Regions from separate parts of the Homo sapiens genome. Here region 1 is linked to region 2. A link is an interaction called in ENCODE POLR2A ChIA-PET data of the cell type or tissue named here. Cell type or tissue: GM12878. All regions are shown on one strand. Region 1 overlaps ARHGEF12 (Rho guanine nucleotide exchange factor 12). Region 2 has its middle 23 kb from the start of NECTIN1-DT.

The links. Peaks named below come from ENCODE experiments on the same cell type or tissue, not always from the same donor. Only the 100,000 strongest peaks of a DNase experiment are listed, where the experiment ranks them.
Region 1: POLR2A ChIA-PET joins it to region 2 with 6 read pairs; 1 of 35 experiments calls an interaction of 5 or more read pairs at or near these places.

Annotation. Positions count from the first base shown.
Region 1 is chr11:120,398,458-120,402,457 of GRCh38, reverse strand. All of the region lies in intron 1 of ARHGEF12 (Rho guanine nucleotide exchange factor 12), which reads right to left. Among named protein-coding and RNA genes, the nearest start is that of ARHGEF12, 64 kb to the right of the region's middle. In GM12878, no CTCF peak of the experiment used is centred here; a DNase peak (open chromatin) is centred at 1,507; H3K4me3 peaks cover 520 bases; H3K27ac peaks cover 1,063 bases.
Region 2 is chr11:119,750,326-119,754,325 of GRCh38, reverse strand. No RefSeq gene overlaps it. Among named protein-coding and RNA genes, the nearest start is that of NECTIN1-DT, 23 kb to the right of the region's middle. In GM12878, a CTCF peak has its summit at 1,766; a DNase peak (open chromatin) is centred at 2,455; H3K4me3 peaks cover 2,982 bases; H3K27ac peaks cover 2,167 bases.

The DNA of each region.
Region 1 (4,000 bases), 650 kb before region 2:
TTTAGTGATGTTAAAATGAGGAGGAAAAAACACTGCAACTTGATTTTGAGTGAAATACAGCACCATTTTATTGGAACCCACTCCAGTGAGAAGAGTTACTAGACAAAGAATTGCAAATCAGACAACAATGCAGGTAATTTTAAGGCTCAACCATCGTAAGACGATGTAAATATCAGTGCAGAAACTATACTATTGAAAATCAGAAATGGACAGGGTGGGATGGGAATAGTATTATTGATTGCTATAAATGAAAATTCCCTAAAATTTCAAGGCCTTGGGGGCAAAAGACTCCTCAGAAACAAATGTAACTGGGTTAATATTCTAGTTTCATAATTTAACAGGTATTTGAACTTGAACAAGTTGCTTAACCTCTTTAAGCATCTCCTCTAAAACATAATTACTAATACATCTACCTATACCTCACAAATTTGTTTTGGGGATTAAATTAGAAAATAAGAAGCATTGCCTAGCAAGCAGTAACCACTTATGTATTTACTATTAAGAAAAACAAAAATAAAATCTGAATGTTGGTGATATGTATTCAAATAAGCAGAAAAGAAAAAATAAATTTAAAGACTAAATATTCAAATAAGTTTTTAGCTAAGTAAAATGCATAGAAATATATAATTCAAAGCCAGTGATGAAACCACAGATTTAATTTACCAAGTGGTATCATAGAAAATTCATGTCAATACTTGAACTTCTCAGACGTTACACTGTAAGAAAAAAGATCAGGTTACAATCTGCACTTTAAATTTTCCTGGCAAGCAGGGAAAGTGATTTTTTTCAAATGTAGTGAAATTGTGTTGACCATACCTGCCACTTACTAGCAAAAAAGTCCATTATTTCCTCATCTCCTTTAAAATATCAAAGGTGATTAAGGCATCCTGTGGGCTGGATTTAAATCAAGTTTTTAATTTATCTGTTTCTACAAAACAATTAGAATGGCTTAAAACATGGTACTTAAAATTTGAAACTGATATGAATCTAAACTGCCTTGCTCTATTATTATTATTTTTCACAAAATAACAAAACAGCTAAGAGGACATTTGTCTGCAATACATAAGAGCTCTTAAGTATAGGGATTTAGCACATAGTGCTGACTCCAGCTGAACTGCTAATTCAATCTTTAGTTCTCTGGACAGTAAGATTCACAGAACCAAAAGTATTAAGTGACCACTCGCTTACCTCGCAACTACAACAAAATAAACAGTCATAAATCTTTTCACCAGTTACAATTTATAATTGGTCTAGCTTAGAGCCATTAGAAGAACTAAAAATTGTGGAATCGGGAGAAAAAAAAGTCTGAACGTTATCTACAATAGCCATACTGCCATACTTTTTTATTAGCATATAGAACCAAAGCATGAAAAGCGGCTAGGAGAGCTGGCATTAAAACACTAGTTATATCCGAAGGACTATAAAACAGAAGCTACAGCTGACGGAATGACTCATGGAGAATTTCCCATGGTGTTCTTTGTTTTAAGCCTCTGGACCTTGCAACACAAACCACAGACAGGCAGGGACCAAAGAGCTCAGTTCTGGTGCAAAATCCAAAAATGATTCACTAGCATGTAATATAAAATCTCAAATTACCTTCTTAAATATAGCTTAGTACACCACCACTTTTACTGAAGAGCTTACATGCACAACAGCCCCTTGGTTAGGCTCTCTTACTTCCTGGACACACTTTGACAAATCAAATAGTAAACTTTTTTCTAAATTACTTTCATTCCCTCTGCTGGAGCTATTATAGATTGACTATTAGTTGTTGCTGACTGAGAAATGCAGCTCACAATTAATGTGACAGCTTATTAGAGACTTTCATTTCCTCATTGACAATCTGGAAAATTATCACTTTTGTGAATATTCCTTAAAAGGTTTCTCCACCACTTTCATTTGTGATCATGAGTATCTGATTACTAGTACCTTATACTTTTTTTTAAAGACTATATTCACTTCAGAAAACCAAGTAAAAAGAACTGCTAGGAAAGTATGAGATCCTCAAAATACTTAAACAAGTATCCTCACCTCAGTGAACACCATGCAAACCACCAAATTCATGCTTATGGAAGAGATATTAATATCATTTAACAAATGTAAATAAACTGGACTCTACAAAATGATCTCATTACTTATAAAACAGGGGCAATGCATGATTCTGTTTGCTAGGAATTTAAATCTTCATCTCATTTCACATTTCTCTACTTCAGAATATACTGGTAAAAATAATAAAAATAAGAGTAGAAAAAAATCCCCTTAATCAAGGATGGGCATTTTTCACATAAATATTGTATATAAAATATATTATGATTAAATGTTTAACAATCTATAAACTGAAGTGAGAACAGGTGAACAAAATTTGTTAGGACAGGCTGCTTTCTACACATTTGCCAAAAGATACAAATGTACTTCTGAAAAAGTAGAAAGTCTTAGCTTTTAAGTGTCGTTGAGACAGGCTCCAACATACAGTGTTTACTTTTCAGTCTGAGCTTGAGAACTTTATTTAAATGCAAAATTAAAATAAAAAATACTGTCTAATAATATTTTACTTTTTTGAATAAACATAGAGCATTCTATGATTTAAAAAAAGAGTACTACTCAAAATTTAAATTCTGACATTACCACTTTAAATCACAGTACATTTGCAGTTTGGTTGCATTTTTTATTGAAAAAACCTAAGGCATTCATAAAAATATCATTCTGCAGCAAGAAAAAGTGATTCGACAAGTTAATTATAATGACTTATCTTATGTATCAAATATGTCTTACTGTGTGCCAAAAAAATCACAGGAATAGGAATCTTTTATTTCTGAAATCTCAGGAGAAGGGAAAACAACCAAAACTATACTAACCCCAAATCACAGAGTATTTATTCATGATCCTACCTTCAGGTGTTACAGTTGGTATGCATTCATTGGTTGAGTACAAAGAAGCCCAACCACAGTCATACATATGCCAGACAGCTAAACAGACAAGGATTTGCCAAAAAATCATCAAGGAAACCCAGAAAATCAGAAAAGTATAAACTTCGTTCTCATGTGCTCTAAAAATGTGTACCATCTCCTCGAATTAACTAGACATAGATCTATTTATCTTTCTTTTCTTTTTTTTTTTTTTTTTTTTTTTTTTTTTTGGAGACAATGTCTCACTCTCTCACTCAGGCTGGAGTGCAGTGGCACAATCATAGGTCACTGTAACCTCGAACTCCTGGGCTCAAGGGAATCCTCCTACCTTAGCCTCCTAAGTAGGTAGGACCACAGGAGCATGCCACCACACCCAGCTAAATTTTTTAAGAATTTTTTTGTAGAGACCAGGTCTTGCTGTGTTGCCCAGGTTGGTCTCAAACTCCTGGCCTCAAGCAATCCTCAAGCCTCAGCCTCCCAAAGCACTGGGATTACAGGCATGAGACACTGTGCCTGACTATATAGGTCTATTTCTTATGGAGAAATAAAAACCTTACATATTAATACTTTCCAAGTAGAACTCTAATGGAATAAAGATTGAACATATTTCCTGTTCTGTACTCAGAATTTTTTTAATTATATAAGAAATGTATTATGGGTAATTTGTAAAATTTAGAGGTTATACGAATATAAAATACAGGTAAAGATAAAACAAAAAACGGATCATAACCAATATCATTACAATTAAATCTTCTATATAACACCTTCTGCATTAATAGAAAGCATTTTCTTCTGCGGAAATTCTTTTTCATTAAAAATACTTTTATTGGCTATAGTTATAACAAATGCTGTAATTAAATTTTTGGTTTTGTACTAAAGAGACTTCTTTTCACAAGTGCTCTGGTTCTGGTGTCAAACATTACGAATTCCTCAATCAGAATTAGCAATCCACCTAGTTTATCACACACACACAAAAAAAACACACTTTCTGCTGCCAAATCTGAATACCCCAGACTTTCAAACCACCATCGATAAAAGGACCTCTGATTTTATGAGGAAAAGATGAGGAAATTAATTATATGCATGCCATTTTA
Region 2 (4,000 bases):
GGGTTGTACTAGACCAACAGTTCTCAAACTGGGGTGTGCGTCTGAGTAACCCAGAGAGCCTCTTGAACATGAGTCACTGGGCCTACCCCCAGATTATTGACTCGGCAAAACCTAAGAATCTGCATTTTGAAGATGTCTTCAGGTGATGCTGATGCTTCTGGTCTCGGGGACCACACCAGGAACCAGTGGGCTGGCTGGCTGGATTTTAAGCCTCATTTGTCAGAGTTAAAAAGGGCTGCAGGATGCTTGCTCACTCAGGGGCATGCAGAAGTGGTCATGGGGGTGAGGGTGCTGGGCAGAGCTCCCACCCACCTTAACGCAGGCATTTTGGCTTTAATCAGTTTTGTTTGTTTGCATGTCCAGGTAAGCATGGTCAGAGCCGACGTTCCACACATGAAGTGAAATGTTTGGAAACCTGCTGACTAGGCTAGGAGTCAGGGTGGTCCCTTCGAGCGCTGACATTTCAGGGTCCCATGATCACTCCACACCCCTCCTGGGCTGTTCCTACTTCCCTTTTCTTTCTCACAGCCAAGAAGGGGGTGCAGCAAGAGCAAGACTCAGGATTCGGGTCTTTAATCTTAGGGGAGGGGGTGTGGGGACGGATGGAGAGGTGGGTCATTGTCCTAGGTCACTGTCATCAGTAGGCACATTTCAATCCAGAGATGTGCCATAGAGTGTAGTGGAGTGAGCACACACTGCAGGCAGCCCCCATCCTGAGAAGGAGGCGAGGTCCCACCTGAGTTGGGGAAGTTCCTGGAAAACCCAGAGTAGCTAAAGCTGCATCTGCATGTGCATGTGTGTGTCCGCATGTCTGCACATCTGTGGTCTGTATAAACAAATAAGTCACAGAGAGGGAGATTTTGATTGGAATGATCAGGGTGCAGCTAGACTCTAAATAAAGTAGAAGTCTCCTAGATGCTCAAAATTTAAACTAAAGACCTTTAATTCCAAACTGATACATCTGATGAAGAAACTGAGGTTCCTCTGGAGCAAGAACCAGGGTTTCTGACTCCTGGGTGCAGGCTCTGGCCCCCTGATCTAGATGGATGTCAAAGCCTCTCCCACGTACCAGAATGACATCAGCTGAAATCAATGGATCATGGCAAATGGACAAAAATTTTCACAGAAAAGAATCCAAGGCAAACTAATCCCTTTCCAGCCCTGCTTGTCCCCACCCACGTAGCCATTCCCTGGCCAGCTGCTCCTACGGCTGCCACTTCCAGGAGGGGGCCTGCCCAGCTCTGTACCCAGCTGGGAGAGCCTGCATGGAGGCTGGGAAGGGGACCCAAAAGGCTACACAGACTGAGAGGTCAGTAGCAGGCCTGGTAGAGCCCCCTCAACAGTCAGAGCTCACAGGAAGGCAGAGGGCACTAGGCAGTGGGGAAAGAAACAGAAGAAGAAATAGCCCAGACCCTTTAAAGATCAGTGGGGTTCTCCAGGCCCCAGAGCTGTGCATGGATTGGAGTGAAAGACCAGAAGATAAGCAGCTAAGAAGCAGAGGGAGGGACAGACTGAGGGTTGTGTGTGCATGTGTATGCCTGGGCGTGTGTGTGTGACACACAACAGAGTTATCAGACTATGTACATGTGTTTGTGCAAACCTAAGAGAGGCCAACAGACAGTAGAAAATTATGCAGGCTTAGGAAGAAGAGACACACACGCACACACATACACACACACACACACAAATACACACACACACACACACACACAGAGACTGGATGTGGATAAGGCTGGGAACAGAAGAGCCAAGGGGAGCACCAGGCGGTGAAGGGCTGTAAGAGTGAGCCCGGTGCAGGCCTGTTTTTGTCTGTGATGACAGGCTATGACAGAGGACAACGGAGCATGTCTGTGCATGTGTGCAGTGTGGGTGCATGCCCCAGTAATCTGGAGGGCAAGAAGACCATGGGCACCCTTGCATTCAACAGCCCACAGGACTGGACACCCCCAAAAGCATGCTCCCACACTTCTGGGGCCAGGCTTCCCCACTGTCCCTTTCCTGGGATCTTTTCTAACAGCCCCCCTACCCCCAGCTACTACCCAGGTCCTCTCCTGCCCTTGCCTCCCAGGCTTGCCACCCTGCCCCTCTGCTAGGGAGTTTCCTTCTTCCTCCCCAGGAGTTAATGTCACCAGAATATGACAGTCCCAGCCCTAGGACAATAATCTCTGCTTTGGGGACAATGGATGGCATCCCAGTTGGTACAGCTCCAACCCTAGACCCCAACCCCACCTCACCTGTTTCTGTCTCCAAACAGCGGATCCAGTACAGACCTTGAGTCCTACAATCCTGATATCAAAGTTCACCTCTGCCTCTTATACCACACGACCTTGAGCAAGTTGCTTAGGCCTTCTCAAGCCCCCATTTCTTCTGTTAATGAAGAAGAAGAATAGGGTTCTTGTGAGGATCAAATGAGCTAATGAGTTAACGAATGTGAAGCCCCTGGCATTGTGCCAACCATAAAGTAGGTACTTCCCTTTCTGGTCTCTTTAAGTCATGCTCCAATCGGGTAAGTTTCTGTTAAAAAGTCCCAGGGGCTTCCCAGGTAGCGGCATCTTCTTGAAATCCTGAAGGTCCAGGAATCAAGCAGCTAGGAAGAGAAATGTGGAGGGGGATGCAGAGAAGGAAGCAGGCAGGAAGCAGGCACCGCTGGGGGCCGATATGACAGGAATCAGGGACCAGATGAGTAGACTCACCTCCTCAGTCTCCTCCCGCAGTGACCAAGAAACCCCTGCCCCATCAGCAGCGCCTCCAGGGACACAGGAGGCCTGGGAGGAGGCAGAGGTCAGGAAGGGAATTCAGGGGTTGGTGTGCTCATGCCCGGTCTCCTTGCACTTCCTTAATTCCAAAAAGAGGGAGCCAAGAACCACCCCCAAGTTAGACATATCTGAGGGCACAGTCAGCCCATACTCCTCAGCACCTGACTGGGGAGGAGACGGGAATGGGAAGGAGGCTTTCTCCAAAGGGCTCTTCATGGGCTTCCTTTCCCTGTGCAGATGATCAGGAGCCAGGGGTGTCCTGCTCATCAGCACCATGTGATCTAATGCAGAGGAGCTGCACCATTCACTCCTCCCCAAAACTCATTTGTCAAAAGCGGCATACATTATAAATATGTAATGTGGGCTGGGTGCAGTGGCTCACGCCTGTAATCCCAGCACTTTGGGAGGCTGAGGCGGGTGGATCACTTGAGGTCAGGAGTTCAAGACCAGCCTGGCCAACATGATGAAACCCTGGCTCTACTAAAAATACAAAAATTAGCCAGGTGTGGTGGCATGCACCTGTAATCCCGGTTACTCAGGAGGCTGAGGCAGGAGGATCACTTAAACTCAGGAGGTGGAAGTTGCAGTAAGCCGAGATTGCACCACTGCACTCCAGCCTGGGTGACAGAGTGAGACTCCATCTCAAAATAAATAAATAAATAAAGTGTTTCATTCATTCCTTCATTCCTCTAAGGAGGTAGTAGAGCACAACAGCTAAAAGCATGGACTCTGGAGCCAAACTGTCTGGCTTGAATCCCAGCTCCACCAACTAATGGCTGTGTTGCCTTGGGCAATTTACTTAACCTCTCTGTAGCTCAGTTTCCTCATCTGTAAAATAGCAACTATCAATAGCTGCCTCACAGGAGTATTGCGAGGTGTATATGTGTATGTCCAGTGCTTAGAATAATGGCTGACATGTAATAAAAACTAAGCTTGTGCTAGCTGCTATTGTCACATACTCGGTCATCAAGAAATTATTGAGCACATATGTCAGGGTCGGTTCCAGGCTCCAGATCCCATAATGAGCCATCCAGATGCAGCCTCTGCTCTCATGGAGCTTACAGTTTCATGGGAGAGACAAACTTTCACTAATCCTGTAAAAATGTCCGTATATAACGTGACGAGAGCTACAAAGACCAAGGACGCAGCGCCCTGAGGACCTGTAGGGCACTAACTGAGATTTGCAGGTCAGAGAGGAGCTCTTGGGGGTGACGCATGTCCCTGCCATGTCTGACTATCCTGAG